Linked DNA regions of Homo sapiens: region 2 is linked to region 1. Evidence: read pairs that join two places in POLR2A ChIA-PET (ENCODE). Cell type or tissue: A673. All regions are shown on one strand. Each heading gives the region's core, and the rest is flanking DNA. Links, peaks and the distances in the headings are about the cores only.

Region 1 (13,129 bases), core at 6,426-8,925:
TGGGGGCCTGCCTGGCTGGGCCTTGGGGCAGGGGAAGGGAGCCCCTCTCCTCCTTCTCCCATTTGCTTTGTGTGCACCCAACACTGAGGCCAGAGACTTGTGCTTCCTCTATTTGCTGTCGTTTCCCTTCTCATCCACTGCCTGCATCCCACAGAAGCTCCAGCCAATATAGAAAATCTTCTGGCCTGAGACACAGGACCTGGGTCCTGGAATGTGGGAACCCACAGAGGCCAGAGGAACAACCCAATCTTTGGTGTCAAACAGATCTGGGTCTGAATCCCAGTCTATGCCCTCCTGCTATGTGACTTCAGACAAATCACCTAACCTCTCTGAGCCTCAGCTTCTTCAACTGCAAAATCAGAGACTACTAAGAAAATAATGGGAATAAACAAAAGAATGGATGTGAAACCCCTAGCATAGAGCAGATGTTCAATAAATGGCAGCTGGCTATTATTATTTCTATACCTATGAACTTGGGCAAGTTTCTTCCTTCCCTGGACCTCGATCTCCCCCTCCATAAAAAGAGAGGATTGAGCTAGGTATCTCTAAGAGCTTCCCAAGTGCCAACGGGATTTTCATGACTACAGGATGAAAAACCCTAGGCCATGTATGTAATGTTACATAAGAGCTAATGTTCTGCCCGAGGGATTAGAGAGCACAGAGGCATTTGTTTTGGCTATGATGGACAGAAAAGTCCTCCCTGAGGAAGGGACATCTTAGCAGAAATCAGAATCAAGTGAGAGAGTGAACATATGGAGAGATGGCAAATCACTCCCTGCAAAGGGAACAGCAAGCAAAGGCCCTGGGGTGGAAATAAGCTTAGCAAGTTTAAGGAGTTACGGTGTGGCTAGAACATAGGAGCACGTGCTAGCCACACATGGCAGGAGGGAAGATCTGTAAGGAAGCAAGAGGGTGAATCACCTTCAAAGGGTCTGGAAGGCCATGGTAAGTAATTGGCTTTTATCTTGTGTCACAGGAGCTCGTAAAGGGTTGTGAGCAGATGGGCATGGCGGTGCACGCCTGTGGTACCAGGTACTTAGACGGCTGAGGCAGGAGGATCGATCACTTGAGCCCAGGAGTTCAGGGCTATAGGGTGCTATACTCCCGCCTGTGAATAGCCACTGCATGACAGCCTGGGCCACACAGTGAGACCTCCATCTCTTAAAAATAAGAAAAGTAGCCAGGAGCAGTGGCTTACGCCTGTAATTCCGGCACTTTGGGAGACTGAGGCGGGCAGATCACCTGATGTCAAGAGTTGGAGACCAGCTGACCAACATGGTAAAACCCCGTCTCTACTAAAAATACAAAAAATTAGCCAGGTATGGTGGCGTGCGCCTGTAATCCCAGCTACTTTGGTGGCTGAGACACGAGAATTGTTTGAACCTGGGAGGTGGAGGTTGCAGTGAGCTGAGATTGCGCCACTGCACTCCAGTCTGGGTGACAGAGTGAGACTCTGTCTCAAAAAAAAAAAGGAAGAAAGAAAAGTAATAATAATAAAGAGTTGTGATCAGAGAAGGGACATAATCACCAAGATCTTAAAGGATAACCCTGGTTGCTGTGTGAATAACAGACTTCAGAGCAGCACTGTCCAACAGAAATATGTTTCAAGCCACATGCATAATTTAAAATTTTCTAGTGGCCAGATGAAAAACAGTAAGGAATCAGGTGAAATTAACTTCAATAATATATTTTGTTTCACCCAAAATATTATCATCTCAACATGTCATCTATATAAAAAAACTATTAGCGATGTTTTACATTGGTTTCTTTATACCACATCTTCAAAAACCAGTACATATTTTGTATTTACAGCACATCTCAAGTTGACCTAGTCACATTTCATGCACCCACTGGCTACATGTGGGGACTGTACTAAATAGCACAGCTCGAATGAGGCAGGAGTGAGACAGCAGGAAGACCAAGTAAGAGGCAGTTCCCAGGTGCAGAGGGGCAGGGCTTAGAGTCCCGCCCCTGCTAGCAGCAGTGGAAGGGGCAAGTCCTACTTCGTGGGATCATCGTGGGGGTAAATGAGGTAGGAAGGGAATGAGAGTGCTGGGTGAATGTTATGGTTTGGTATTATTATTTACAGTTACCTGACCACTGCAATCTCTGTGCAGCAAGCACAGTGCCAGAGATTAACCCTCCGAACTTCAGTGGCCTCTCATCTGATCCCTTAGACACCCAGGAAGGCCAAACCCTGGCCCCCAACAACAGAACTGGGTATACAGAGGGAGATATGAGCCTGGAGCAGTTGTCACCTCTGAGACAATCCATCCCTAAGCAAGCAGAGCCTCCCTGCCCACAGATGCCACGTCCCGTCTCCTAGCCATGGACCCCAAGGAGAGGGGAGAGAAGAGGCTATGGGGCTGAGAATTGAGCCTTGAGCCCAGCTTGGGAACTGGACACCAGGGCCTGGGTCTTCCTCAGCCCAGAGCATTGTATGACCTTGGCCCAGCCCTCTCTGCCTTGTCTGCAGAGTTTCCAAGTGAGGAGCTTGCACTGCATGAGGTTATAGGGATACAGGGCAACACATGAGACTCCTTGTTCACTAAGGAAATAACTCCTTATGTGTGTGTGCATCTCTTAGACATGGGATCTACAGCCCAAACAACCTGGAGGATCAGGTGTTATCTTACAACTAAAAAAATAATAATAATGATAATAGCTAACACAGGCCATTTTGTGTTCTAAGTACTTTGATATAGATTAACCCATTTTGTCCTTATTACCCAAGGTCACCCAGCTTCTGACAGGCAGAGCTGGCATGTGAACCAGGCAGTCTGGCTCCAGCACCCTAACCACCACACCTCCTGCCTCTCTGGTGGAGCACAAAGGTGCCAGAGTCATCATCACTCAAAACCATCAAGCACCTTTCATGTGCCAGGCAGCACAGGGCCCTGCCCCTTCTGAGCTTACCCGCTAGGGGACGAGTTCTCTATGAATTTTCTTCTGGGAATGCACAGAGGGGTTTTGCCCAGGGTGGGGAGGGCTGGATGAACATTCCCTCCTACTACGACTTCTCCCTGATACACAGATACCTGTCTGATGTCAATAAGAATTAGAAAGAAAACAAGGATGTGAGGGAGGGGAGCTGAGCTGAGTCCAGGCTGGTGTCCAATGGTTAGCATTAGTGTCATAGGTCAGAATCCCTGGAAATACTCTGAGACTGTGAGATTGGCATTGGCAAGGCAGAGCGGGCATGCCCAAGGTCACGCAAGGCTTCTGGGCTGAGAAACACCCAGGCTCTGGTGTCCCAATTCCAAAGCTGGGCTCAAGGATCAATCCTCAGCCCCACAGGGTAAGCCTCTTCTCTCCCCTATCCTTGGGGTCCATGGCTAGGGGATGGGACATGGCATCTGTGGCCAGGGAGGCTCTGCTCACTCAAGCTGTACCACCTCTGAGTTGTCTCAGAGGTGACAACTGCTCCAAGTTCACATCTCTCCACCAGTTCTGTTGTTAGGGGCCAGAGTTTGGCCTTCTTGGGTGTCTAATCTCACAGCCTCACCGTTTCTGGGGGAGTTTACTGGGGAGTAATCCCAAGAACAACAGGAAGCGAGGGAAGCAGGGTTGGGCAAATGGAGAAATTGATCTGCCATGCAGTCATACCAAAGGCCTCAGCCAATCTCCCAAGGACCTCTGGAACTGGGATGGCCCTTCAGTAGTGTCACAAGTTGATGCAAGGGGACTTGGCCTTTGTACAACTCCCCCACTCCTACAATCAATAGGCCATTGGATACAGGCTGCCCCCAGGGAGGAGGAATAACGCTGGGCAAGGTTCTCCCCCCACTTCCATCAAAGGCAATTCCCTGAGACGGATTCAGCTGTGAGTCATCCACAGCCCACACACCCAGAAGCTGGGGAGCGAGCGCCTCAGACCTGAAGGGGAATCTGAGCATGCACCACAGCATCCACTACAGTCAGCAGCCGGGACTTGAGAGCGACGCACCTCCTCCCAGGAAACAAAGCAGCACTGTCATGGTGGCAGGAATGGCGAGCACAAGCCTGGCCCGGGAACACAGCTGGGGAAGTCTCAGTCACTGCAGGGACTTGGGCCCAGCTGGGGGCTCTGTCTCTAAGCCACTCACCACCCCCACCCTGTGTTACCCACTCCAGCCAGTCCCAGTTCCAATTCCAGCTCCCCGCCCCATCCTGCAGCGTGGAGATCTCCAACCCCATCTCAGCCCGGCTATCAGGAGGCCTGAATGAGTTTTGGCAAGTGGGAAAGTTTGTTCGCTGTAGGGTGCTGTCCACACAGGAGGGGGCTTTTATTAAGCTATCATTACTCTCTGCATCCCCTGCCTTTGAAAGACCTGCTTCCCTGAGCCCACCACACCGGCTTTCTTCCCTTGCCCTGGACTCCCCTCCCCTGATCCTTCTCTTCTCAGTCCTTTGAATCTTCCCTCTCTCACTGACTCTGTCTTGCCTTTCTGAGACTCTCTCTCTCTCTCCCCCACTCCCCCCTCACCCCCTCAATCTCCATATCCCTCTGCTCTATCTGCATCTCTATCTCCGTCTGATTTGGGTCTTTTGCCTTTGGGCCCTCTGCAGTTTCACTTCCAGCCAACACAGCTCACCGCCTAGTCTGTGTGCTGCCCCACATCTGCTGTCCAAGCCAGGTCTGGCTGGGGTCGGGAGGACTGGCCTCAACTCTCAGGCCCACAGCAGCTGCTGGGTTCAAAGCTCGCCCACCCACCCACCCCTCCAAGAACAGAGATGGCAACTACCCCAATCCTTCCTGGTTCCCAGGCAGGCCCAGAGTCCCAGACTTTTTTTTTTTTTTTTTTTTTTTGTTTCGTTCTTGTTGCCCAGGCTGGAGTGCAATGGTGCAATCTCCACTCAGTGTAACCTCTGTTCAAGTGATTCTCCTGCCTCAGCCTCTCAATTAGCTGGGATTACAGGCATGTGCCACCACGCCCAGCTAATTTTTTGTATTTTTAGTAGCAATGGGGTTTCACCATGTTGGTCAGGCTGGTCTCGAACTCCTGACCTCAGGTGATCCACCTGCCTCAGCCTCACAAAGTGCTGGGATTATAGGCATGAACCACCATGCCTGGCCCCAGACTGTTTGTTTACTATAGTAGTGTGGAGAGGTTCTGCAGCAATACAACTGTATCACTCTAAAAGCTTGGTGCTGGCTGGAGGCCAGCAGCCCCTCAGCATCATGGGCAGGCTGCCAGGCAACAAGGCCCTGCCCCTGGAGCAGTGCAAAGCCCTGGCCCTGCTCACCTGGCGACCACATTGGCACACTCCACAGCTGGGACTGAAGGTCATAGGCCTGGTGCAGCAGGAGTGGCAGCAGCATGCAAGATTCCCCACTAACCAGGGTGCCCAAGCCAGGCAGCTGCTGCCAACCCCACAGCCAACACAGAGCCCCTCCTCTTGGCTCTACAGAGATGGAGGGACTTCACTTCACAAGGAGCTCTCTACAAACCTGGTGAGGAGAGGAAATGCACAAACAGAGGGGTCATAAAAGCATAAACACTGACGAGCTCCCAGCACACTTACTCCACAAGCATAACTGAGCTGGTGGCTGCATCAGGCAAGCAGTCAGTGGGTGGGTGGGTGGGTGGATGGATGGATGGATGGAGAGAAGGAAGGAAGGAAGGAAGGAAGGAAGGAAGGAAGGAAGGAAGGAAGGAAGGCAGGCAGGCAGGCAGGCAGGCAGGCAGGATGGATTATGGATGGTTGGATAGATGGATAGACGGATGAATGGAATGACAGATGGAGCCATGGTTTCCAGGTTAGCGTAGCCCATCATACAAGACCTTCCTTTTCCTTCACCCCACCCAGAAAACCCCCTTTTTCCAGGTTTATTTATTCACCAAAGTCTATTGGAACTGTCAGATCTGTTCCACGGCCTCTGAATTTTGAGCAATTTTCTATTTAATCTTTTCTGCCCCTTTTCCTCCGGAAGAGGGTGAGGAGCCCAGGTCATGGGCACAAGCTGGGTGCACAGGCACAGGTGGGCAGTTAGGAACTGAAAAGTCTGCCCTGGCTGAGGCCCTGTGAGCTGATCATCGTAAGGAAAGGACAGAGTCAGCCGGGCACAGTGTGAACCGCCCTGCTGCCTCCAGCAGAGTTAGTGAAACCACAGGGAGTGTTCGGGGACTGCCCCATCAGAAAATGGAAGTTTTTCTTTTCTCCCTGCCAGCAGTCTCAGCCCTGAACTGGAACGTGGCTCCCTAGGCAGAGTCCAAAAACAGGGCTTAAGCTACACAAATGGGTTGGAGGGAGGCCAGGAGCTGAGTGGTAGAGAAGGAACAGAGAAGGTACAACTGGAAGCCCCCTGGGAGGGGATGTTCTGAGGCAGGCCTGACTGGAGAGCACCCTTTCTAGCCTGTCACTGGGTGGCTCCCAGGAGGCTAACAGCCTGCGCTTAGGCAGGGCCCAGTCAGGACGGGAAAGACCCTGCAGCAGTCATGTTCTCAGAACTGCCCCACCTCACCCACTGTGGAGATCCTGGTCTTCCTGGGTGGCACATACTGGGTACCTGAGGTGGCTGGGAGATGGGAAGAAGGTAGAGGAAACAGAGGAGGACCAGCTGTCTCCCCAGACTTCCCCAACTCAATGTGGTGCTGTGAAGACTAAATGAGATAATATACATAAAGTGCTTAGAAGCAGTGAGCACCAAATAAGTGTTAGCCACTGGCATCTAGGATAGTGCCTGGCACAAAGCAGGCACTAAATGTTTGTTGAAGGAATAAATGAATCCTGCCCCCACTTAGCTCCTCTACATCAAATACTGGAGAATTGGAGTCAATATTGTCTCTACAGCTACTGTGGAAAGTGGATGTACACATTAAGTTCATTCCCACCGCAGGGCCTTTGCACTTGCTGTTCCCTCTGCCAGGAGTGATTTCCCACACATTTTCACATGGTTCAGGCTCTCACCTGATTTAGATCTCTGCAGCTGGAAATAAGAAAGGGCTCTGACCATTGCCTGCTGGGAGAGCTCCCCACTTCCCAAAGTTGTCTCTCCTTCTCTAGTCCAGGACCCTCACCAAGTCCATAAACACACACACACACACACATACACACACACACGTATATCCAGGCCATCCTGACTAGACAGCCTCAGTGTCCCTACCCTATCCAGGGCTGGGCCTTGAGCCAACAGAGGATCTGGCCTGGCAGGTGGTCCCACCCATCTGCTGATGGCTGTCAGTGTCCCTGCATGACAAGGGCTCACTCAACTCACAGCAGAGGTCATGCTCTGTTCCCAACCGTCTGCCCTCCCAATTGGCCTTGGCAAAAACCACAGTACCATGCAAACACGAGGGTGCAATGAACCAGGATTTAAGAATCCTTGCTGTACCACTTAAGAAAAAAACACTTTTACTGAGCACTTACTGTGTGCCAGCCACCATGCTAAGCTGTCCACACACTTGAGCCCATTTAACTCACAAAAACTAAATGATCTTGGTTTTATCCTTATTTTACACCTAGCTGAGGCAGAATAAACTGGTCAAGTGCTTGGGCTCTGGAATGAAACAGAGCTGGGTTCAAATCTAGACTCCTCCACTTACTTGCTGTGTGACCTTGGGCAAGTTACTACAGCTCTCTGATCCCTGCTTCTCCCCTGTAATGAGGAGACATGACATTAACTGCCTGTCTGGGCTCTTGTGAGGATTAAAGGAGATAATGGGTGTAAGTACCGCATGGTGCCAAGCACAGAGCCTCCACCAAGGTCGGGGTCTGCCCTTCCCTCCTTATCTCACCAGTTCTCCTGCCAAAGTTTACAGGCTAGGACTGATCTTCTCCACAGTTCCAGACACAGGGCTGGGCACTGCCAGCACACAGAAAATTCTTGCTGATTGGCAGATTTTCTCAATTCCTGTCCCAGGCCTTGATTGCAGAGAGCACTCCCTTTCTCAGAGCTTCTAAGCAGAGGATTCCTGCCCTGGGCAGCCCCGGGGGGCAGGCACTCTGCAGAGACAGCCTCTGAGCTCTGCCTTGTTTGGAAGCCTTTCCCACCACCATGAGTCCTAGAACCTGAGCTTGTCCTGGCTCCCTGGGTCTGAGTTCCCACCCAGAAAATGTGGCCGCCACCCAGGCTCCTCCAAGACCATGGCCAACTGTGGGCCCACAGTCACTCACCCCAGTGCCTGGAGCCCTGACCTGCCCCCAGTCCCTTGGCTGGACCCTGCCACATGCTAACAGACATCCCCGACTCACACCAGCTGCCCAAATCACGCTAGAATAACAGGCTCCAGGCTGCTCACCACGCCCTCTATGGCTGCCAGCCACTACCTATGGCTGCCAGCCACTACCCATGGCTGTCACTTTCAGGCCACCCGAGAACCCCCACATGCTCACACGGAGCCTGCAGCCACATTGATGCCAGCCATGCCCTTGCAGGGCCCAGAAGCCTGGCAGAAAAATCACACAGGCACTTTGACATTAATCAAAGACACTCATAAATAAATATGTGTAAATTGTATGCAAACCAAGGTAGGAATTTACATCTTTCTCTGCTGAGTCAGCATCTCAAGGCACCAGGGAGGCTGCCTGTAGCTCAGGAGGTTTGGGACAAGAACCCTCAGCATCTAGGGGTCCATTGAACAGTCCCAAATTCATCACCTGAAGTTCTAGAACTTCCAAGTTTGAAGAAACAGCGATTTACTGACTGCCTGCCACACATCATGCATTCTCCTACATACTAGCTACTACAGGTATGAAATGAGATAGCATGTAAAGTGCTTAGAAGTGCTTACTGCTGGCACCTATAAGAACCCAATATATGTGAGCTATGATTAATATCCTCCAATTTAACCCTCACAATGACAATAATCATTAGTAAAACTACCATTAATATTATCAGCAATAATTACTATCATCGATAGGGTGCTTCCTATGCCACAAGCTCTCCATGAGTAGCAGACAGTGCTGGCGCTCCACCCCCATTCCTCCAGGCCCTACCATTTCAGTGTACTCTAGCCTGACTTCAAATTGCCTGCAGCTGCATCCTTGCCTGAGGGCTTCTTCTGGTCTCCAGGAGCCTGCTCTGCCCTCCCAAGGCAGGCTCAGAGTGCTAGAGAATTAACCTTCACCCCAACCCCCAGAATGACTGACATGACAGTAGATAAATGACCTGGCTTCCTCATCTAGCAAGTGGGGTAACTCTCAGAAGTGTGTTCAACACAGGCGCCCAGTGATCCTCAGTGGTCCAGTTACCCATAGTGTAACTTGCAACTTGCTCCAAGAGGCTCTCTCTGTGGGCTTCCTCCCCTCCCAGTCTCACAGGCCCACTCCCTACCAGCATTTCCTGGAATCACTTTCCTGCATGTGTTCAAATCCTTATCTTGGGATCTGCTTCTGGGGAAACCCAAACATGCATATCTCATTGAACCCTCATGAGAACCCTAAGAGGTAGAAATTCACCCTTAGCAGGATATCAGACTCCTGACCACGTTCTACAAGGGCCTGCTAGGTCTGCATCACCTCCCTCTTGGATCTCAGCTCCAGCTGCTCTCTCCTCTGCCACTCTGCTCCAGCAACATCAGCTGCCTTTTGTTCCTTGGACACACAAGGACACCTTGGCACCTCACAGTCTTCCCTGCCAGGACGCTCTTTCCATGGCTCTCAGTGTGACTGGCCCTTCTCATCCCCAGGCCTCAGCTCCCATGTCACATCCTCAGGGAGGGTTTTCTCAACCAACTGCATCTGGGCCCCTCCAGCAACTCTATCATAGCATCCGATGCAGTCTCTTCAAAACTCTTAGTATAATCTGTAGTCATCTTCTGTGAAACTGTTTATTTGTTTCCTGTCTGATTCTCTTCCCTCCTCTTCTAGAATGTACATTCTCTGAGGACAGTGGCTTTGTCTATCTTTTTCATGGCTATATCCTCAATGCTTGGGCGAAAACAGGTGATAAAAAATATTAGCTGAGGCCAGGCACGATGGCTCATGCCTGTAATCCCAGCACTTTGGGAGGCCAAGGCGGGCGGATCACCTGAGGTCAGGAATTCCAGACCAGACTGGCCAACATGGTGAAATCCCATCTCTACTAAAAATAAAAATAAAAAAATTAGCTGGACCTTGTGGTGGGCGCCTGTAATCCCAGCTACTTGGGAGGCTGAGGTAGGAGAATTGCTTGAACCCAGGAGGCGGAGGTTGCAGTGAGCCGAGATCACACCACTGCACTCCAGCCTGCGCAACAGAGCGAGACTCCGTCTCAAAAAAAAAAAAAATTAGTTGAAATGTAAGGACAAACTATTTGTAGGCTGGTGTGGTGGCCCATGCCTATATTCCCAACACTTTGGGAGGCCCGGGTGGGAAAATCGCTTGAGCCTAGGAGTTCAAGACCAGCCTGGGTAACATAATGAGGCCCTATCTCTACAAAACATCTTTTTTTAAAATAGCTGGGTGTGGTAGCATGCACCTGTAGTCCCCAGCTACTCAGGAGGCTCAGGTGGGAGGATCGCTTGAGCCCAGGAGGTCAAGGCTGCAGTCAACTGTGATCACGTCACTGCACTCCAGCCTGGGCAACAGAGCGAGACCCTGTCTCAAAACACACACACACACAACTATTTGTATTGTATTCCTGGGTTAAAGTTAAGTATAGCTAAGACAGTTTAAGCAAATTGCCCCTGGTCACACAGCTGGTAAGAGGCAGCACCTACACTCAGAATCAGGTCTGCCTGGCTCCAAGCCCATGATCTGAACTACTGTGGTACTCTATTTTCATTTTACAGATGGGGAAAACTGAAGCACTGGGAGGTTTGCCAGGAGCCAGAACAGGGACTTGAGCAGGTCTCCAAGCTGTAAAACCAGCGCTCCTTTCCCTATACCTCAGGCCCCACCCACGCTCCCCCCAAAGCATAGCCTGATACAAAAATCCTCCTGCGGCATTTCTGAGAGCAGCTACTCTGCCTTTACTCAATTCCTCCAGAGTCAGGGAGCTTAGTCTCTGACAAGGTGGTCCTTAGAATGGGGAACCCGAACACTGGCTCCCTAAAATGTCCATGGCTTGATCTGAACTCTGCTCCTTCAGGTCACAAAGAGTTTATCTACTCCCTGGGACCCAGGACAGCCCTGCAGACAAGAGGCAGAAGCTGCAATCTCAATGTCCATCAGTAGATTTTAAAGAAATTACAGTGCATCAACACAATGAATACTGTACAGCCATTTCAAAAGGGTAAAGTGGATAAGATGTATTAAAAAATAGACACACATCCAAAAACATTGTTAATTTAAAAAAACAAGTTACAGGCCGGGTGCGGTGTCTCACGCCTGTAATCCCAGCACTTTGGGAGGCCAAAGCAGGCGGATCACCTGAGGTCACATGTTCGAGACTAGCCTGGCCAACGTGGTAAAATCCTATCTCTACTAAAAACACAAAAATTAGCCGGTGTGGTGGCAGGCACCTGTAATCCCAGCTACTCGGGAGGCTGAGGCAGGAGAATTGCTTGAATCCAGGAGGTGGAGGTTGAAGTGAGCCAAGATTGCGCCACTGCACTCCACCCTGGGCAGCAGAGCAACACTCCGTCTCGACAACAACAACAAAAAAGAACAAGTTACAAAACACTATAAAACACTATATGCACTGTGGTCCCATCTTCTGCCAAAAGAATTCATATCTCTATCTATCTATATATCTGTACATAATAGATCCACAGATAACGATATAGATTACTACCTGGATAACCCTGGCAAGTTTGAGTTCAACTCTCTGAGCCTCAGTTTCTTCATTTGTAAAATGGGAATAATAGTTGCAGCTAACCCATAATGTTTTTGTGAGGATGCAATGCGTAAATTCAGGTAGAAGCATTTAGCACAGTACCTGCACATCATAAACCCTCAATAAACCTAAGCTACTATTATTAAGTACTGTGTGTCCACACAAAAAAAAGGTCTGGAAAGATATAGCCACCAGGAGTAGTTATGAGGAATGAGGCAGAGAGGCTGATGGAGGACTTCCATTTTCTATTTTGTATACTACTTTTCTAGTGTTTACAAATGAGCTTGTATTGTTTTTATCATCAGCAAAAACATAAAGATATTCCTATTTGGTGGAATAAAAGACACAAAAGCAGAGACCATGTCCTCGGAACATTCACTTCTCAGCTACCTCTTCATGGTTCCACATGCCCCCCTATTCTGGCCTTTCTCCCCATACACATTCCTAGGGATCCATGTCCCTCTGAAGCTGGCCAGGTGCCAGGGTGTCCTGACCAGTGAGAGCACCTTGCTCTGGATACAACGTTGATATTGATAAAACTTTTTGTGACTTTCTCTCTCTGGCAAGACGAGCATACCTAGGAACCCTGTAACTTCTCCATTCGTGCTGAGCCAGGCCTCTATTCTCCCACCTGCCCCCAAGGAGTTGGGTTTGGTCCCAGGTCAAGGTCCTGACATTTGCCCGACACAGTCCTCCTTATTAGACTTAGTCCCATCCCTGCAGCCCACAGAGAGGCTATTATGTCTGGATTCATTGCTGCCCCCTGACCTTCACTTCACTTCACCGATAAAGAACCTTGGGCAGGACAAGCCTCCACCAGGCTCTTGTCCAGGGCACTCTGGGTCCATTACCCAGCGCTTTTGGCTACAGTCAACCAACCAGGTATGAAAAAGACATGCCCTCTTCTCTGAAGCCCACTTCTTCTGAGACTGCAAACCAGTGTCTACAGTATCCCTCTAAGCCCTCATTTTTAAAAAAGAAGGAAATGAGATCACAGGGGCACAACCTATGGTCATTCAACAGGCATTCTTTATTGGTGAGTACTATAGACCGGGAATTGAGCTGGGTGCTGGGGGATAGAGGTGAAGCAGATCCAGTCCCGGAGCCCCAGAGCTCACAGTCCTATGGGAGAGACAGACACACAAAGAATTAATGACAATATAGGCCTGTAAATGCTAATGCACAAATGGACTGTGGAAGCAGGACAGAGGCTGTGGCTTAGTCTAGAGGGGAAAACTTCCCAGGGCTGGTGACCCTTGTGCTGGGATTTGAAGAATGTAAAGCAGAGATGGTGGACATTCCCAGGAGAGGGAACCATGTGTGTGGAGATAAGGGGTCTCGGAGGGCCCCGTGTGTTTGCAGGAACAGAGCTCAGTGTTGCTGGATTCAGAGGGTCAGCAGAGACAGGATTACCAGGGACTTTGGGCCTGATGATGTACATAACAGGGA
Region 2 (9,366 bases), core at 867-3,366, 65 kb after region 1:
GTGAACAGCCACTGGGCTCCCGTTCTTTTGTGCCCGACAAGGGTGCTCACTACTGCGTGCCCTGCTATGAGAACAAGTTTGCTCCTCGCTGCGCCCGCTGCAGCAAGGTGGGGGCTGGGCCAGCCAGGTGGGGGTGAGTGAGGCCTGTTGTGGGGTGGGAATCCCCACTCATACCTACTAATGGATGCTGCCCCCACAGACGCTGACACAGGGTGGAGTGACATACCGTGATCAGCCGTGGCATCGAGAATGTCTGGTCTGTACCGGATGCCAGACGCCCCTGGCAGGGCAGCAGTTCACCTCCCGGGATGAAGATCCCTACTGTGTGGCCTGTTTTGGAGAACTCTTTGCACCTAAGTGCAGCAGCTGCAAGCGCCCCATCGTAGGTGGGACAAGGGTCAAAGAACGGAGTGGGTAGGGTGCAGGCAAGGGAGTGGGATGTGGTATTGGGTGAGGTTGAGGGCCGGACCATCCCCACATCTGCATAGCTAACTTCCAGCCTCCCTCCAGGACTCGGTGGAGGCAAGTATGTGTCCTTTGAAGACCGACACTGGCACCACAACTGCTTCTCCTGCGCCCGCTGCTCTACCTCCCTGGTGGGCCAGGGCTTCGTACCGGATGGAGACCAAGTGCTCTGCCAGGGCTGTAGCCAGGCAGGGCCCTAAGCCAGGGCTCCTGGACCCAGGCTTTCCCATACCACGGGCCCAGGACTGTGGCTCCTTTTCTAAACCACCTCTGGGACTCAGCTCCCCCCGCCAAAAAAAATGGGTCTCCTTCTGGGCTCCAGGATTGTCTCCCCACTCCAGCATCCCCAAACTGGTACTCCCTGACCCAGGGCCCCAAACCTGGGCTCTTACAGAGCCTCCATGAGTCAAGCCCCCTCCCCACACCTGGACTCCAGAATTCACCCTCTCCCCTGCAGTCTGGGTTCCCAGACTGAGTCCTCTCCCCAAATCAGGGCTCTAGACCCGAGCCCTCCAAACCTGGACTCTGGGACTTAGGCCCCCTTAAATCTAGACTTCTCTTTATAGGTTTCAGGTCTCCTATGGGTGCCTGGGAAGTCCTTGAAAGTGGACTGTTCTCAGGCTTGACCTGCCCCACCCCATCCCCGCGGTTGAGGCTGTGGGGGCAGCAGATCAGGAGCCCACTGATAAGGGGCCCTAGGGTACAGGGTGCTGCCCAGCAGGTCGCCACCGAGTGTCTTCTCATTTTATTTCAGCTCCATTTTGCCCATAGATGGGCAGAGGGGTGAGATTGGCTCATCCCCCTTCCAGATTCTGCAATAAAGCGGTGTGAGGAAGCAGGGGCCTCCGTGTGTGTGTGTGTGTGTGTGTGTGTGTGTGTGTGTGTGTGTTCAGGGTATAATGGGGAAGGAAGGGTTTTTGCAGACTGGGAGGCTCAGAATCTCTGCTAGACCTCATCCTTGCAGGGTGGGGTGGAGGGGGGCCGGGCCATGGGGTGGGAAGTCTCTCCCCATGAAGGGGATCCCCGCCACAGCTACCCTCCCTCTGGAGCTCGTCCTGCCTCCCTGCTGGCAGAGGGCTTTTTCCCTCATGTAGGGAAGGGAGGGGTTTGGGGGAGGTTCCAGATGAAAGCCAGGGTGGCGGTGGGGTTCCTTAATTGGCTGGTACGAATAGTCTCCTCCGCCAACAGCCCTGCCCAAAGCCCGCAGAGCAAGGACCTGGTTCCGATCCCCAGTCTGGGCCCAGACCCTCTCAGCCCCCTTCCCCCTCTTCCCAAGGATTAGCAAGGGCGGCCCAGGATCCTCTCGCGGCCGCACGTTTTTTGCCAAAAAAGGCAAGGATGCAGCTGCACACGCCGCGGGAACATCTGGATCCGATTCCCGGCATGAATGGGTCACGCCCCGTCCCCCGCCAACAGTGATTCAAGTCAAGGGTGGAGGCGGGAATGAGCGAGGGGGGCTGTCCCCCAAAGTGGGGAGATGGGCGGGGCGACGCTCCCCTCGCCCGCCCGGCGTCCGACGTCCCTTGTCCCTGACCCTGGCTGCCGCGGTCTGGGCTCGGCCGACCGTCCGGCTGTCGGGGCAGGTATGCGCACACAGTGGCGCCCACAGCTGCCTGCAGCGAGGCCCGGCCCTGGGCAGGCGGACCCTCGGCGCCCTGGAGTGGGAGAGCCCCTCCGGCCCGGCGGAAACCGCCAGATTGTATGTATCTCATATTAATTCCTCCCGTCCTGTGGGCGGGCATTATTACTTCCATTACACAGAGGTGGAGACGCCTGCAGTCAGCTGCCCCAAGTCACATAGGTAGTCACTGGTAGATCCTGGACTCTAACCGCTTTCTGAAGCCATGGTTGACATTTTCTTTTCTTTTTTTTTTTTTTATTTTACTTTAAGTTTCAAGATACGTGTGCAGAACGTGTAGGTTTGTTACATAGGTATACGTGTGCACGGTGGTTTGCTGCAACTATTGACCCGCCCTCTTAAGTTCCCTCCCCGACATTTTCAACAAACTTTTACGAATGCCTACCACGTGTGTTTATAATTAATAATTACCACATATGCTTACGGTTTTATTTGTTTCTCTCTCCCACCAGCCTAAGGACTGAGATCCTGCCTGCCTTGCTCCCCGCTCTCGTTCTCAGCTCCCGGCACTTACTATGTGTTCAGTAAATACTTGTTGAGGAAGAGCAGTCCAAGCATAGAAAACAACTGGCGCAAAGGCCTGGAGGCCTGAGAACATACGGTGCTTTGGGGAAGTAGCAAGTAATTCCATTTGGAGGAAGTGCCAGGAGAGTAAAATGGCAGGCAGAGCCCAGGTCCTAAAAAGCCGAATGCCAAGTTGCACAGACCTCACCCTGCAGGAAATGCAGCCTATGGAACTGTTTAAGCAGGGGCCTGTGATGAGCAGAGTTGTAGACAGATCATGCTGGCTGCAGCATGAATAATGGAGTGGAGGGGTAAGATGAGCAGGCTGGTTCGGAGGCTAGTGTAGTGTGGTCCGGGTGAGACATCTTGCAGCAGGTAGCAGCTCGAGTGGAAAAGGCAAGACTTGCTGCCTGGAGTGGGGATGAAGAAACATTTAGGGGCAGGAAGGCATCAGGTTTGAGACACAGTGACTGGAGGATGGTGGTGGTAAGGCGGTCCACCCACCTAACAGGAAGTGAGAGATGTGCAGCTACAAAATTGTTTGATTTATTTCAATACAAACATTTTTCAGACTTAACATCTTAGAAACCCAGACATATAATCAAGGCCAGGCGCAGTGGCTCACGCCTGTCATCCCAGCACTTTGGGAGGCCGAGGCGGGTGGATCACCTGAGGTCAGGAGTTTGAGACCAGCCTGGACAACATGGTGAAGCCTCGCCTCTACTAAAAATACAAAAATTAGCTGGGTGTGGTGGCAGGCATCTGTAATCCCAGCTACTCCGGAGGTTGAGGCAGGAGAATTACTTGAATCCGGAGATGGAAGTTGCAGTGAGCCGAGATAGCACCACTGCAGTCCAGCCTGGGGGACAAGAGCAAAACTCCGTCTTAAAAAAAAAGAAACCCAGACATATAATCAAAGGTGTGTCATTGTTTAATTGACAATTTTTTCTCTCTTCCTTAGTAAAGCATAAAATAATACTGAGTTTTACATTTGATGGCATCTCGTATTCAAGAAATACAGTAGCTCTCCAAGTTTATACCCCCCAAAAAACAAAACAAAACAAAAAACATTTGCTGAGTCTCCCCACTCCCTGAATGGAGATTTCTACTTTACCTCTTTCCTAATGTCCCAGGAAAAGCCCCAGATGAGTTGTGACTGGGTCCTTTCCCTAAGCTTGGCAGTCCTGCTTAAATTTCCGATATACAAATAAGATCCCCATAACACCCTCATGAGTGGGCAAAACACAGGTCACTATTTCCATTTTATATTTATTTATTTATTGAGACAGAGTCTCACTCTATCGCCAGGCTGGAGTGCAGTGGCGCGATCTCGGCTCACTACAACCTCCACCTGCCGGGTTCAAGTGATTCTCCTGCCTCAGCCTCTCAAGTAGCTGGGACTACAGGCGTGCGCCACCATGCCCAGCTAATTTTGTTGTATTTTTAGTAGAGACAGGGGTTTCACCATGTTGGCCAGGATGGTCTTGATCTCTTGACCTCGTGATCTGCCGCCTCGGCCTCCCAAAGTGCTGGGATTACAGGCGTGAGCCACCATGCCCAGCCTCCGTTTTTTCAAACTTTTTTTTTCTTTTTTGAGACAGGGTGTCACCCAGGCTTGAAGATTATAGCTCACTGTAACCTCAAACCCCTGGGCTCAAGTGATCCTCCCGCCTCAGCCTCCCAGGTAGCTGGGAGTACGGGCAAATGCCAGCAAGCCCAGCTAATTTTCTTATTTTTTGTAGAGATGAGGTCTCGCTATGTTGCCCAGACTGTTCTAGAACTCCTGGCTTTAAGCGAAATTCCCAGCTTGGCCTCCCAAAGTGCTGGGATTACAGGCGTGAGCCACTGCACCCAGCCTGCTTTCAAACTTTTAAAAACAAAAAGTAATGCATGTTTACTGTAGAAAAATTGGGCTGGGTGCGGTGGCTCACGCCTATAATCCCAGCACTTTGGGAGGCCAAGGCAGGAGGATTGCTTGAGCTCAGGAGTTGCAGACAAGCCTGGGCACCACTGTGAGACCTCATCTCTAGTAAAAATTTTTAAAAAATTACAGCGGGTCTGGTGGCTCATGCCTATAATCCCAGCATTTTGGGAGGCCAAGGCAGGAAGATCGCTTGAGTCCAGGAGTTTGAGACCAGCCTGGGCAACACGGCAAAAAACCCCATCTCTACAAAAAATACAAAAATTAGCAGGGTGTAGTGGCGCACATCTATAGTCCCAGCTACTCAGGAGGCTGAAGTGGGAGGATAGCTTTAGCCCAGGAGGTCGAGGCTGCAGTGAGCCAAGATTGTGCCACTGTACTCCAGCTTGGCAAGACCCTGTCTCAAAAAAAAAAGAAAAACCTTGGCTTGGTGTGGTAGCTCATGCCTGTAATTCCAGCATTTTGGGAGGCCAAGGTGGGCGGATCACCCTGAGGGCAGGAGTTCAAGACCAGCCTGGCCAACATAGCAAAACCCCATCTCTGCTAAAAATACAAAAATTAGCTGGGCATGGTGCCACGCACCTGTAATCCCAGCTACTAGGGAGACTGAGGCAGAATTGCTTGAACCCAGGAGGTAGAGGTTGCAGTGAGCCAAGATCGTGCCACTGCACTCCAGCTTGGATGACACAGAAAGACCCTGTCTCAAAAAAAAACAAAAAACAAAAAACCTCGCAGTTTTTTGGTGTGCGGTGGCTCACACCTGTAATCCCAGCATTTTGGGAGGCCAAGGCAGGCAGATCACCCGGAGGTCAGGAGTTCAGGACCAGCCTGGCCAACATAGTGAAAGCCCGTCTCTACTAAAAATACAAAAACTAGCCAGGTGTGGTGGCAGTCACCTGTAATCCCAGCTACTCAGGAGGCTGAGGCAGGAGAATCGCTTGAACACAGGAGGTAGAGGTTGCCGTGAGCTGAGATCGCGCCACTGCACTCCAGCCTGGCGACAGAGCGAGACTCCCAAAACAAAACTTTAAATGTGGCTTTTGTTGCGTGGGAAAAAAATAAAAAATTAACCAGGGTGGTGGCACCCACCTGTGGGGGCCACAGGGGTGGAGGCTGCAGTGAGCCATGATTATGCCACTGCACTCCAGCCTGGGGCAACAGAGAGAGACCCTATCAAAAAAAAAAAGAAAAAGAAAAAAAAGAAAAAAGTGAACAATAGGTAAATTACTAATAATGTGATGCATTATGTCCTCCTCGTTCTTTTTTGTTAAACATAAATGTGCACATATGTATTTTCAGTTTTAAATTAATTTTTAAATTGAAAAAGTATGTTTAAGAATAACTTTTTATGCTGTGCTTGGGGTGTATACAAAGAAAAATCTCCCATATCAGATCTCCAAGGCTGTCTGCTCAGGAACAACCACTGTTTACTGTTACTTGGATATCCTTACAGAAATAATCTCTTTGCACATCTATTTTTATACACACTTGTGCATCTAGCTTTTTTCAGTTTGTGTGGCCATCTCTCCATATGAGTTCATACAGAGTTTTTAACAGTTTTATTGAAGTGTAATTTATATACCATAAAATTCACCCATTTTTAACAGTACAAAGCAATTAATTTTAATAAAATGAATAGAGTTATGCAACTATCACCACAATCCAATTTTAGAACATTTCTACCCATCCAAAATGGATTCCTTGTGCGCATTTGTAATCACTTCCAATCTCACCTGCGGTCACAAGCAACCACTCATATTTCTGCCTCCATAGATTTGCCTTTGTTAACTCAATTGTAGCCTAAAGCTGCCTCCTTACATATTTTAAATTTAGCCTAAAGGTTTCTCTGTACATTGTGAACTATAACCTAAATGGAGTTGTAAACAGACCATAGCCTACTCTTTGCCAATCACCGAGTTTTGGCCAATCAAACATGGCAAACTATGCAAACCGTGTTCAAATAAGGCAAAGACCAAGCTGTAATAACCGGTGTTTTTTTTTTTTTTTCTTTTTGCAGGGGCCATGCTAATCTTCTCTGTATGGTTCCAATTTTAGTATATGTGCTGCCATAGCAAGCACCAGTGTTTTTCTTTTAACACCGTTCTGGACGTTTTATCTGGACATACACTGTTGTTTTTCTGTCTAGCTTCTTTCACTTAGCATGATGCTTTCATGGTTCATCATTGTAGTATTCATTTATTGCAGAATAATGTTCCATTGTACTGTATAGATATACCACACTTTATCCATTTGCCAGTTAATGGACTCTTGGGCTGCATCCAGTTTTTGTCTATTATGAATAATGCCGCTGTGAACATATGAACACATGGACATGTTTGCATTTCTCTACCTACAAGTGGAGATATATAGACAGAATTTTTTTTAAGGCTGTATGTCATTTCACAGCTGGTCTTCCACTGCTTGGATGCACAGTATTTTATTTTATTTTATTTTACTTTTTTTTGAGACGGAGTCTCTCTCTGTCGCCCAAGCTGGAATGCAGTGGCATGATCTCAGCTCACTGCAACCTCTGCCTCCTGGGTTCAAGTGATTCTCCTGCCTCAGCCTCCCGAGTAGCTGTGACTACAGGCGCGCGCCACCATGCCCGGCTAATTTTTTGCAGTTTTAGTAGAGACGGGGTTTCACCGTGTTAGACAGGATGGTCTCAATCTCCTGATCTCGTTGGATGCACAGTATTTTATTTAACATATTCGCTGCCGATAGACAAGTCGTTTCTACACGTGAATTTCTTTTTTTTTTTTTTTTTTGAGACTGAGTCTCATTCTGTCGCCCAGGCTGGAGTGCAGTGGCACGATCTCAGCTGACGGCAACCTCTGCTTCCCGGGTTCAAGCGATTCTCCTGCCTCAGCCTCCGGAGTAGCTGGGACTACAGGCGCCTGCCATCACGCCCGGCTAATTTTTGTTTGTTTGTTTTTAGTAGAGACGGGGTTTCACCATGTTAGCCAGCCTGGTCGTCTCGAACCTCTGACCTCAAGTGATCCGCCCGCCTCGGCCTCCCAAAGTGTTGGGATTACAGGCGTGAGCTACCGCGCCCGGCCTCACATGTGAATTTTTTTAAAAACACCACCAGCAAAACCCCACTATTCCCATTTTCCTGAGAAAGACGCTGAGGTCCAGAGAAAGAGAAAACGTTCTCATAATTTATGCTGAAAGCTGCGTCCTCAAGTTCCGGTTTCCCAACTCCCATCCGCACTCCAACTGCTCGCGCAGTCCACACAGGATACCTGCCCGCCAAGCCGGCCCCAGCAAGCCGCAGGAAGCCGTCCGCTGAACCTCAGGTTCTTGGGTTTTCCTATGCCCCCTGGAGGCATCTGCGAACCTCTCGGCATCGCTCCACCACACCTCCCACCAGCAGGTGGCACTGTTGCCATCTCCATAACATGGACTGGCCTTCCTTGTGGTGCTCCTGTTTTCTTAAGTCCCGGGGCACTTCCGGCACTCGCGGAACTTTGGTGCAGCCTGATGCGCAACGTGGGGACTCAGGCGCGCTGGGCGGCAGGAGTTGCTTCCGGCCGTGTTGGTGGTCTGAATTGAGAAGCCGCGACTAAGGGAAGATGGAGACAATACTGGAGCAGCAGCGGCGCTATCATGAGGAGAAGGAACGGCTCATGGACGTCATGGCTAAAGAGATGCTCACCAAGAAGTCCACGGTGAGTGGGGCCTGAGCAGAGGCTGCGGCAGGAGCACGAGCCTCTATCCCGTGTTTGACCTCTGAGAGCTTGCTTTGGCCCTCAGAACCTCCCTGCCTTCCTCCGGGCTCCCTCTCCGAGCTCCGGTCTTGGTAACCTCCTCCCGGGGTCCGGAGCCCCAGAGGCCTTTCTGCCTCAGCTGGTAAAAGCTGAGCGGGTAAGCTCCGCCCTCGGGCGGCCTTTTCTACTCCAGAACGCAAACTAACGGCGTTTGTGTCACCGTTTGTTTTTTCAGCTCCGGGACCAGATCAATTCTGATCACCGCACTCGGGCCATGCAAGATGTGAGTGCCCAGCTGTCTGCCTCTCTTTGGGTTGGCGAGGGCGGGAAAAGAGAGGGGAAGTGAAGTGCGGTGTCTCAGCATGAGTCCCTGGCCAAAGGTAACCGGATTGGCCAGTCGCGGGCTCTCTGCCTGGACAGATGTCCACAGGCTGCCGAACGTGAGGGTGCTTCCTCAGTTCTCTGAATGGGGAACTCTTGGGCATTCTTCATTAATCAGAAAGGTGCCCTTTTTTTTTTTCTTCTTCTTCTTCTTTTGGACGGAGTCTCGCTCTGTTGCCTAGGCTGGAGTGCAGTGGCGCGGTCTCGGCTCACTGCAACCTCCGCCTCCTGGGTTCAAGCGATTCTCCTGCCTCAGCCTCCGGAGTAGTTGGGACTACAGGCGCTCGCCACCACGCTCAGCTAATTTTTGTATTTTTAGTAGAGACGGAGTTTCTACTAAACATGTTGGTCAGGCTGGTCTCGAACTCCTGACCTCGTGATCCACCTACCTCGGCCTCCCAAAGTGCTGAGATTACAGGCTTGAGCCACCGCGGCCGGCTTACACGTGCCCATTCTTACAGCATCCTGTATCCCTTGGATGTGCAAACAATAGTTATGAAGAGTCCATGACTCAGGTGCATAGCTACAATCCTTCCCTTAAATGAAAAAAAAAATATATATATATATATACACACACACACACACACACACAACACACCCCGTATGTTAGTGTTTTTCTCCCAGGATACTACTTTAAAGCGTTTTGGACTACTAAACTGCATTTGTCTGGTAATAGTTCAGTTTATTAAAAGAAAAACAAGATGCTATTTAAACTGGGTGATGAATAAATGGAGGTTCATTTTACT

Evidence for each region. Peaks named below come from ENCODE experiments on the same cell type or tissue, not always from the same donor. Only the 100,000 strongest peaks of a DNase experiment are listed, where the experiment ranks them.
Region 2: POLR2A ChIA-PET joins it to region 1 with 10 read pairs; 6 of 35 experiments call an interaction of 5 or more read pairs at or near these places.

Annotation. Positions count from the first base shown.
Region 1 is chr1:38,055,182-38,068,310 of GRCh38, reverse strand. All of the region lies in intron 1 of MIR3659HG (MIR3659 host gene), which reads right to left. Among named protein-coding and RNA genes, the nearest start is that of MIR3659HG, 15 kb to the right of the region's middle. RefSeq lists enhancers at 6,219-6,278, 6,509-6,598. In A673, for the core only: no CTCF peak of the experiment used is centred there; a DNase peak (open chromatin) is centred at 7,912; H3K4me3 peaks cover 104 bases; H3K27ac peaks cover 2,500 bases.
Region 2 is chr1:37,988,704-37,998,069 of GRCh38, reverse strand. FHL3 (four and a half LIM domains 3) reads left to right here. Exons shown (of 6, transcript NM_004468.5): 4 at 1-107; 5 at 200-386; 6 at 511-1,300. The coding sequence ends at 665. SF3A3 (splicing factor 3a subunit 3) reads left to right here and starts at 8,048. Exons shown (of 17, transcript NM_006802.4): 1 at 8,048-8,200; 2 at 8,475-8,522. The coding sequence starts at 8,105. It also overlaps the pseudogene RNU6-510P. RefSeq lists enhancers at 1-582, 6,890-7,435, 7,827-7,996, 8,697-8,796 and a silencer at 1,159-1,453. In A673, for the core only: no CTCF peak of the experiment used is centred there; DNase peaks (open chromatin) are centred at 1,569, 1,839 and 2,199; H3K4me3 peaks cover 1,156 bases; H3K27ac peaks cover 2,500 bases.